2 separate regions of the Homo sapiens genome follow, and region 2 is linked to region 1. The links are chromatin contacts, found by Hi-C or POLR2A ChIA-PET in ENCODE. All regions are on one chromosome and are shown on one strand. Each heading gives the region's core, a stretch centred on a gene start or an enhancer-like site at or near the end of the contact. The rest is flanking DNA. Distances are from core to core; before and after follow the strand shown.

Region 1 (3,734 bases), core at 801-3,300:
TAATGTACGGGTGTAAAAGATGGAAGGAACGAAGCAGCCAGTTAAGAAAAGAGAATAAAAAGTGGGGAATAAGACAGATAAAGCATCTGCAGTGTTGAGTTCAGTTCAAGTTTTTGAGAGAAGCTCAGGTTATTTATCACTTTCTGCCCATTATTCCAGCTAATTTGTAGTCTGGAGACCAGCAGTCAAACCTGTTCCTTGACATTACCTGTCCACAGCAGTGTTTGCAACTGAGTAATGTCACACTTGCTCTAGAAGAATATAGTTTCATATTGTGCAAATTAGTGAAACGGCTTTTGCATATTGATCTTAAGAGAATCCTTGTATAGATTCTCTGAGGTCTCGTGGTGTGAGGGCAAGAGAACGGGAGACAGGAGATCTGGGCCCAATCCCAGCCAGCACTGCCACTAACGGGACTGGGTTGCTTGAACAAGTCACTTGCCCTGCACGACTCAGTTTCTTGTTCTGTAGGATGAAGGGAGTGAGACATAACTTCTAAGGCCTCTGGCTGCTTCCACACACTGTGAGTCCCTGAGGTTGGAAGGTTGGTCTCTGCACTGGAGTTCCTGGCTCTCCTGTGTTAGAAAGAGTGTTTTCTCCTGGCTTTCCATTCAGTTGCGGCTTGGCAGAGGCAAAGCTGCAGTCTTTGGGTGTGTTGCAGGAGAGGTCTGTGGTTTTGTGAGCAAAATGAAATATGGGCTTTTGAACTTCTCAAGTTCAGCAACCCTTTTCTGGCCTTTACTGTTTCTCTCTGGGTTTCTTTCTGTCTCTCTGTTTTCATTAAAAAAGTTTTTTTTTTCCTCCATGAGAATAGTCCCATATTTTAAAAAAGAGCAATGTTTCTGTGGGGTGGGAATAGGCTACCTTCTAGTAGGGAACACTCCCTGAGGGAGGCCTGGGAGGTTGTGGCTCAATCTGAAAGGATCTCGACCAGTGCTTCGTAAAATTTGCAGCGCATGAGAATCACTTGAGCATCTTGTTAAATGTGGATTCTGGCTGAGTAGGTTTGGGTGGGACATGAGTTCTGCATTTCCAGCGAGCCCCCACGTGATGCTCGCTCATGGACCACACTTTTATTACCAAGGCTAGATGATCCCAAGTCAGGCCTCCCCTGAGCTCCTGTAGAGTGGAGAACTCACAGGATGGGGACACTGTAACCAGGTTCTTCAGCCTGGGGCTCTTCAGGCCTCTAGGTTCAGCCTCAGCCTAGAATGAACCTGCAGTCAGCTCTTAACATAGGGAATCTTATCCCCTGGAAGGCTGGGCTGTCATAAACTGGCTGGGAATCAGACTCTATGGAGGTTCTTACTTTTGCTGTCTGACCCTCGAATGGTTTTCTTTTTTCTTTTTTTCCTTTCTTTTTCTTCCCCTGGCTTTGGGAGAAGAAAAATTGGACTGTGGGGTAAAGAAGAACAATGCCTCAATTAGCTAGAAAGCTACAGTATTGAATTAAATGAGCCCCATGCTATGGCTCATTAACAACATCCTATTACTTAGCAAGTCTATAACTAGTGTTTCAGCTAAAGAAAGAAATGTAAATCATTTAATACACCTTTCCTAATTGAGCTGTGCACCAGGGGCACCCTCCTAATGGTATTATGGCACCAATTACCTCATCAGAAGAGAAGAGCTGCTTTTATGACAGGTTTTGGAAATTAAAATGGCAGAGAGATGTCTTTTAGGAGGAGTAATTCTGGGCTGGGCTGTGCTGAGCAACGAGCAGGGGCTGAAAGGGCACGTGGGGCCCGGGTGCTAAAGGCGGGACGGTGACCCCTGTCTGGTCTGACCCCCATCTTGGGGATGAGATCTGAACTTAGTCTTTTCATACTGTCTGGTCAAGAATGTGAGCCACAGTGGCTCTTGTACTTCAGTGTGTATAAAATCCACTGGGGAAGCTTGTTAGAAATTTAGATTCCAGGGCCCCACCCTGAGATTCTGACCCAGGAAGTCTGGGCTGGGCTCCAGCCAAACCATACTTGTAATAAGACCTCTGGGAAACTCCCTTGCAGAAAGCTGAAAGACACTGTTTCGAGAAACATAGCAGAGAAGGTCCCAATGATTTCCACCAAAACCCAACTACGTGTCTGCAGGTTCCTCTATTACTAGGGGTTTTACCCGTCCCAAAGACCGGATTGAATGAGACTTATTTTGGTTTGCTTCTTCAGACACAGCACAGCTACCTTCCTCCTTTTCTCTCTGCTTAGCCTGCTTTGGTTGGTACATGGGGTAGAGCAGTGGGGCAAACGGGGATGACTGTTTGCTTGGGTGTTCACTCTCTGTGTGATGTCGGGCAGGGCATTGTACGCTTGGGGCTGCAGTTTCCGCACCTCAAAATGTGCATGGTCAGGTAAAGGGTATGAACACGTTATTGATCAAGACACTTTGTCTTTTTTGCGACTCAGTTTTCCTTATCTATAAGATGAGAATGTTGCGCTTTATGAATTTGGCGAGTGTAAATAGGAACTGAGATTCTCTTTCTGGCAGCTTTTCATGGTTTCCTTTCTGTGGCAAGGAAAGGAAGAACTTCAACCTCCAGATTTTGTGTAAATATTGAATCTATAGCAATGGTTTTGTGGAGTGTTCCAGTTTCCTAGGCTGATGATTAATGTGGTTTTCTCTGTGAGTGTTGAGCCTTCTCAAAAGGCTTTTCCTGCTATTCCTGTGAAATGCACAAAGGCAAAGTGTTAGTCCTGCTTTTTTCTCTATTGCCATGTGGAAGGGGGAGCAGATGCATTCTGCATTCCTCACAGGGCAGAAGACATGTCAGCTGACAGACGTGGGGAGGCAAAACTGGCCTTAATCTGATATGAATTTCCTGACAATTACAATGACCTCCCTGATCCCAGACCTTTGCTGGCTTTATATTGCCTATCACATCACACACAGACTTCCCTGTTTGGCCTGCCGTGTCCCCATCATTTGGCTTGAGCAGGCTTTGTTAATCCTATATCCTCGAAGTAACTTGAATTGTGGGGCTTTAACTCACTTTTATTTATTTATTTATTTATTTATTTATTTATTTATTTATTTATTTTTATTATACTTTAAGTTCTAGGGTACATGTGCACAACGTGCAGGTGTGTTACATATGTATACATGTGCCATGTTGGTGTGCTGCACCCATTAACTCGTCATTTACATTAGGTATATCTCCTAATGCTATCCCTCCCCCCCTCCCCCCTTAACTCACTTTTTTGATGCTCGCTCTCCAATCCACATTTCCAACTAGGTCCTATTCTACATGTTCAACAGCCCGCAGAGCTCCCCCAGTGGACTATGTTGTCATTACTACAAACCTAAAACGTCCTCAGGCACATCCATCAACTCTCCCTTACCCTTGTTGCTCTTCCCATTGATCTCTAGTTCCAGTTGCAGAAGCATGGTCTAGGGTTAGGAAATGAAACATAGCTTGGAAGATCCCAAACCTCCTCATTTTATTAAACACTCTATAGCTAGAATCTATTGCTTTGAAATAGCTCAGAGTTTAATAGTCAGAAGAAATCTTTTCCAGTTCTTACAGCCCATACCGTTTCTTCTTCCAAATCAACAATGAAACGTCTCTAGGTTTTATAGCTTTTGGGTCTGGTTAAATCTCATGTGTAGGAGAGAATGGTCTGTTGGCAGCACACGTGCAAATGGGGTGTGTAGACAGCATAAGCCGAGTGTAAATCCATGGTAGGTGCATGCCAAAGAAGGTCACATATGTCCGTTTTCATTAAGAAAAAGTGCAGCCT
Region 2 (3,734 bases), core at 742-3,241, 86 kb after region 1:
AGGGTTAGGATTAAGTAATAAAACGTGAGACAAGAAGGCCTGCAATTCCCAGGTGAAGCGCTTGGAGTCTTTCTATTCCTGGGAGCAAATCTAACACATGGGAAATATTTGCTTCTGCAGAGAACTTCTTAGATTTCACTTCTAAGTGAAATCAGGTAAGTCAGTGGTAAGAAAAATCATAATACAAGATTCTCTAAATAAGAATCTACTTAACCTGCTGCAATTCTCTGTCAAAATATCCTATGCCCCAGTCTCAAGGTAGGATTTCATTCAGAACCGTATCTATCCCCACAAAACCACTTGAATGAAGTTAGGTTTATTTAATTTGGTGACTTGACCGAGTCAGCTTGTTGAGGGATTGGGGATGAAAATCTAAAGGGAAAATACTGGACTCGTGTAAATTTAGACTCCTTGGCTCTGTCATTCTAAATGTTTTATGCAACAAAGTTGGAGAATCAATCCATTGCTCCAACTGGTTCCTTTTCCTAAACAGCATCTTCTCCAAATCTTGTCATAGAAGTGGTGGTAGTGAAATGACTGTCATGTGCAAGCAAATCATGAAAACCTATCAGAGCATAATTTTTAAAAATCAAGAATGAGAAAGGTGCTCTGGAGGGAACAAAAGTCTTTATTTCATGGAAACAATTATGTGATGCTCAGAAGTTGATCAAGGCTCTGAAAGTCACAGTGCATGGGATTATCCATCTTACTTACCTGTAAGTCACGTCTCTGTCAATCTTACCTGCTCACGGGAGTTGGAAACTGAAAATCATAACAATATCAATAACACTAGCCAACTTATATTGAGGGCTTGCTATGTTGCAGGCGCTCTTGTGCACTTTGCATGTATCAAGATCCTTAATCCTCACAACAACAGCATGTGACAGGTACTATTTTTGCCATCTCTAGTCTAAGGATGAGGAACCTGAGATGTAGAGAATAATTTCGATAATTTACCCAAGGTCACATGGCCAGTAAGTGGCAGACTGGATTCAAATCCAGCTGTCAAGTTATTTTAGGTCAGAGCCTGGGCTCGTCATGTACCACTATTACCTTGGAAGAAGGAAGAAAAGGTAGAAACAAACACTTAGTAAGTGTTTATTAAGTGCCAGCTATTTTATACATTATGGTGTCGTTGAACCCCTACCACATATCCTTAGCCTCATGTTACAGCCACTAGGAAATGTGGACAGAGAGTTTAATGACTAGCTAGCAAAAGGCAGCCTTTATTTGTCTGACCATACACCTGTGCATTCTTCACTAAATAATGAAATTTCAGAGTAGCATTCATGCAAGAAAGCATGCTTAGGGAAGAAAGTCTCTTGCTTAGAGTTTCATCCTTTACTTAGTGCAGTTTTAACCAGTTTGCCTATCTGCTTTCCTTTTCAAAGCCAGGAAGTGTATGTGGGGTGGGAGCAAGAGGGAAGGTGGGTGAATTGCTGGAGAAATAAGTTTAATAGAGAAAATAAATGTCCAAGAGATGAGGATTATTAAACAAGCAGTATCCTAGCTATCCATCTTTGACTTCTTTGAGTGGAAGTTTTGGTTAAAAGCTATATGCTTTCTTTAAAGGAATCAAAGAAAGAGGTTGGATGAGTTTGTTAGCAGCAATGAATCTATACAGGTCTGTAGCAACCTCAATTCTTGATTCCTCAGAAGAAAGAATTTGACCGGGGGACATAAGGCAAAGTGAGACCAAGGCAAGTTTTATAGCAGGAGTGGAAGTTTACTAAAAAGTTTTAGAGCAGGGATAGAAGGAAGTAAAGTACAGTTGGAAGAGGGCCAAGTGGGTGACTTGAGAGATTCAAATGTGCTGTTTGACTTTTGACTTAGGGTTGTATAGTTTGGCCTGCTTCCAGTGGGGTGTGTCTGTTCTCCCCTGATTTTTCTCTTGGGGCGGACTGTCTGCATGTGCAGTGGGCCTGCCAGCACTTGGGAGGGGCCGCGTGTGCGGTGTTTACTGAGGTCGAGTGCATGCTCCTTGGAGGCATTTTTCCCTTACCAGTCTAGGGTTCCTAGATGAAGGTCACATACCAGTTAAATGAAGTCCATCGTTTTACCTCTCAATGCACATGCTTGAGCCCACTCGCCCAACTCCTGAGATCTTATCGGGAAGCTGCTGCCTACCAGGTTCGGGTGTTTTCTTTTCTTTTCTTTTCTTTGTTTTTTTTTTTTGAGATGGAGTCTCACTCTATTGCCCAGGCTGGAGTGCAGTGGCGTGATCTTGGCTCACTGCAAGCTCCACCTCCCGAGTTTGCGCCATTCTCTTACCTCAGCCTCCTGAGTAGCTGGGACTACAGGTGCCCACCACCACGCCTGGCTAATTTTTTTGTATTTTTAGTAGAGACGGGGTTTCACCATGTTGGCCAGGATGGTCTTGATCTCCTGACCTCGTGATCTGCCCGCCTGGGCCTCCCAAAGTGCTGGGATTACAGGCGTGAGCCACCGTGCCCGGCCAGGTGTTTTCTATCTATTGGGAGACTGCCTTTCCCTGGTGCTGGGTGCGATCAGTTATTATTTTAGGGAGCAGTGGAACAACTTCCTGACCATCACCTGATGGTTGTCTGACGTTCCTGGGGTGGGGGTGGGGGTCTGCCCTGCTTATGTCTGCCTAACTACCTACTGTTAACAAGTTAATCAGATAAATTTAGTAAGCTTTCAAAAGTTTGTATAAAAATAATCCTTAGTTAAATTTAGAACACAAAATTAAGTTCAAGTGAGAACTTTTCTAAACACAGAAAACAGTTTTAACTCTTCAAAGAATACATTGCCACTTACTCTAAACAACATAATATCAATACAATTGTTATTCCAAGATTATTAAACATATATCAGAAGGTATGCAGAGCTCAGATGGTACTTGTGGGTATGCCTGGGCTTGCTCTTTCTTTCTTTGTCTGCCTGGTGAACTTCTCTGCAGACTCAAGGACAAGGTCTTCGGGACTCTTCTGAGAAGTCAGCCCTACTCCTTCTCCTCCACCCGTCACTGCCCTGCAGTATTCTGGAGCTGTGGTTCTCACACTTTAGAGGACATCAGAATGAGGAGGGCTTATTAAAACACAGATTGCCAGCGCCACCCCAGGAGGTTCTGCTTCAGTAGTCTGGGTGGGGCTCCAGGATCTGTATGTCCCACAAGTTCCCAGCTGACTCTGCTGCTGCTTGCTCAGTGACTACACTTGGAGAACCACTGCCCCAGAGAAAACTCCTCTCTCGTCTGTGCTGCCCTGGCCTATTCAGTCATTTTATTTTGACTTGGGCCGAGCAGAGAATTTCTGTATCTTCTCAAGGGTCTGTGATCTTCTCGAAGAGAGAGTCCTGTTTTCAGGCCTTGGAGAAGGGTAATAGCAGAGAGTTGAGGGGCTTCCTGGGAGAGGGCTGTGGCTGATCCAGGGCTGAGGAGTCTATCCAGTAACAAAGGTGTAGTCACAGGTCTCTGAAAACTGCATCCCAACCCCAGTCCCTGCTGGACTCACAGGCTCAGTGGAAAGTAGAGAGCTGTAAACACAGAGGTAGTTAAAAAAAAAAAAAAGTAATGGCAGAAGCTGCCCTCTCTGCGACCCTGTAAGAAAGCATGAAACGAGGCAGAGAAGCGTCTTTTCATACTCCCAGACAAACCTCGCTTTTGTCATCCCAAGGAATTTAGGCCATTACTCACAATGCCTGAATGAGATGATGGTGCCCGACAGAGCCGGGCATCATCAAGGGCTGTGCTGCCCAATCCAGTAGTCATTGGC

The links. A loop is a pair of places that touch in the nucleus more often than their neighbours do. ChIA-PET counts read pairs that join two places held with the same protein, here RNA polymerase II (POLR2A). Pooled maps may share reads with other maps.
Region 2: a pooled map shows a loop between it and region 1 (4-fold over the local background). The contact joins two enhancer-like sites. A Hi-C loop is called at or near these places in 3 of 168 maps with a recorded cell type or tissue (Calu3, PC-3 and PC-9), 3 of 37 single-sample maps with no recorded cell type and 8 of 50 pooled maps. POLR2A ChIA-PET finds 5 or more read pairs at or near these places in 2 of 52 experiments (MCF 10A and PC-9).

Annotation. Positions count from the first base shown.
Region 1 is chr3:193,969,892-193,973,625 of GRCh38, reverse strand. All of the region lies in intron 1 of LINC02026 (long intergenic non-protein coding RNA 2026), which reads left to right. Among named protein-coding and RNA genes, the nearest start is that of LINC02026, 32 kb to the left of the region's middle. Within about 2 kb of position 2,050, at least 8 of the 41 ENCODE cell types and tissues checked have a DNase peak (open chromatin) inside an H3K27ac peak, as active enhancers do.
Region 2 is chr3:193,884,173-193,887,906 of GRCh38, reverse strand. No RefSeq gene overlaps it. Among named protein-coding and RNA genes, the nearest start is that of LINC02038, 42 kb to the right of the region's middle. Within about 2 kb of position 1,991, at least 4 of the 41 ENCODE cell types and tissues checked have a DNase peak (open chromatin) inside an H3K27ac peak, as active enhancers do.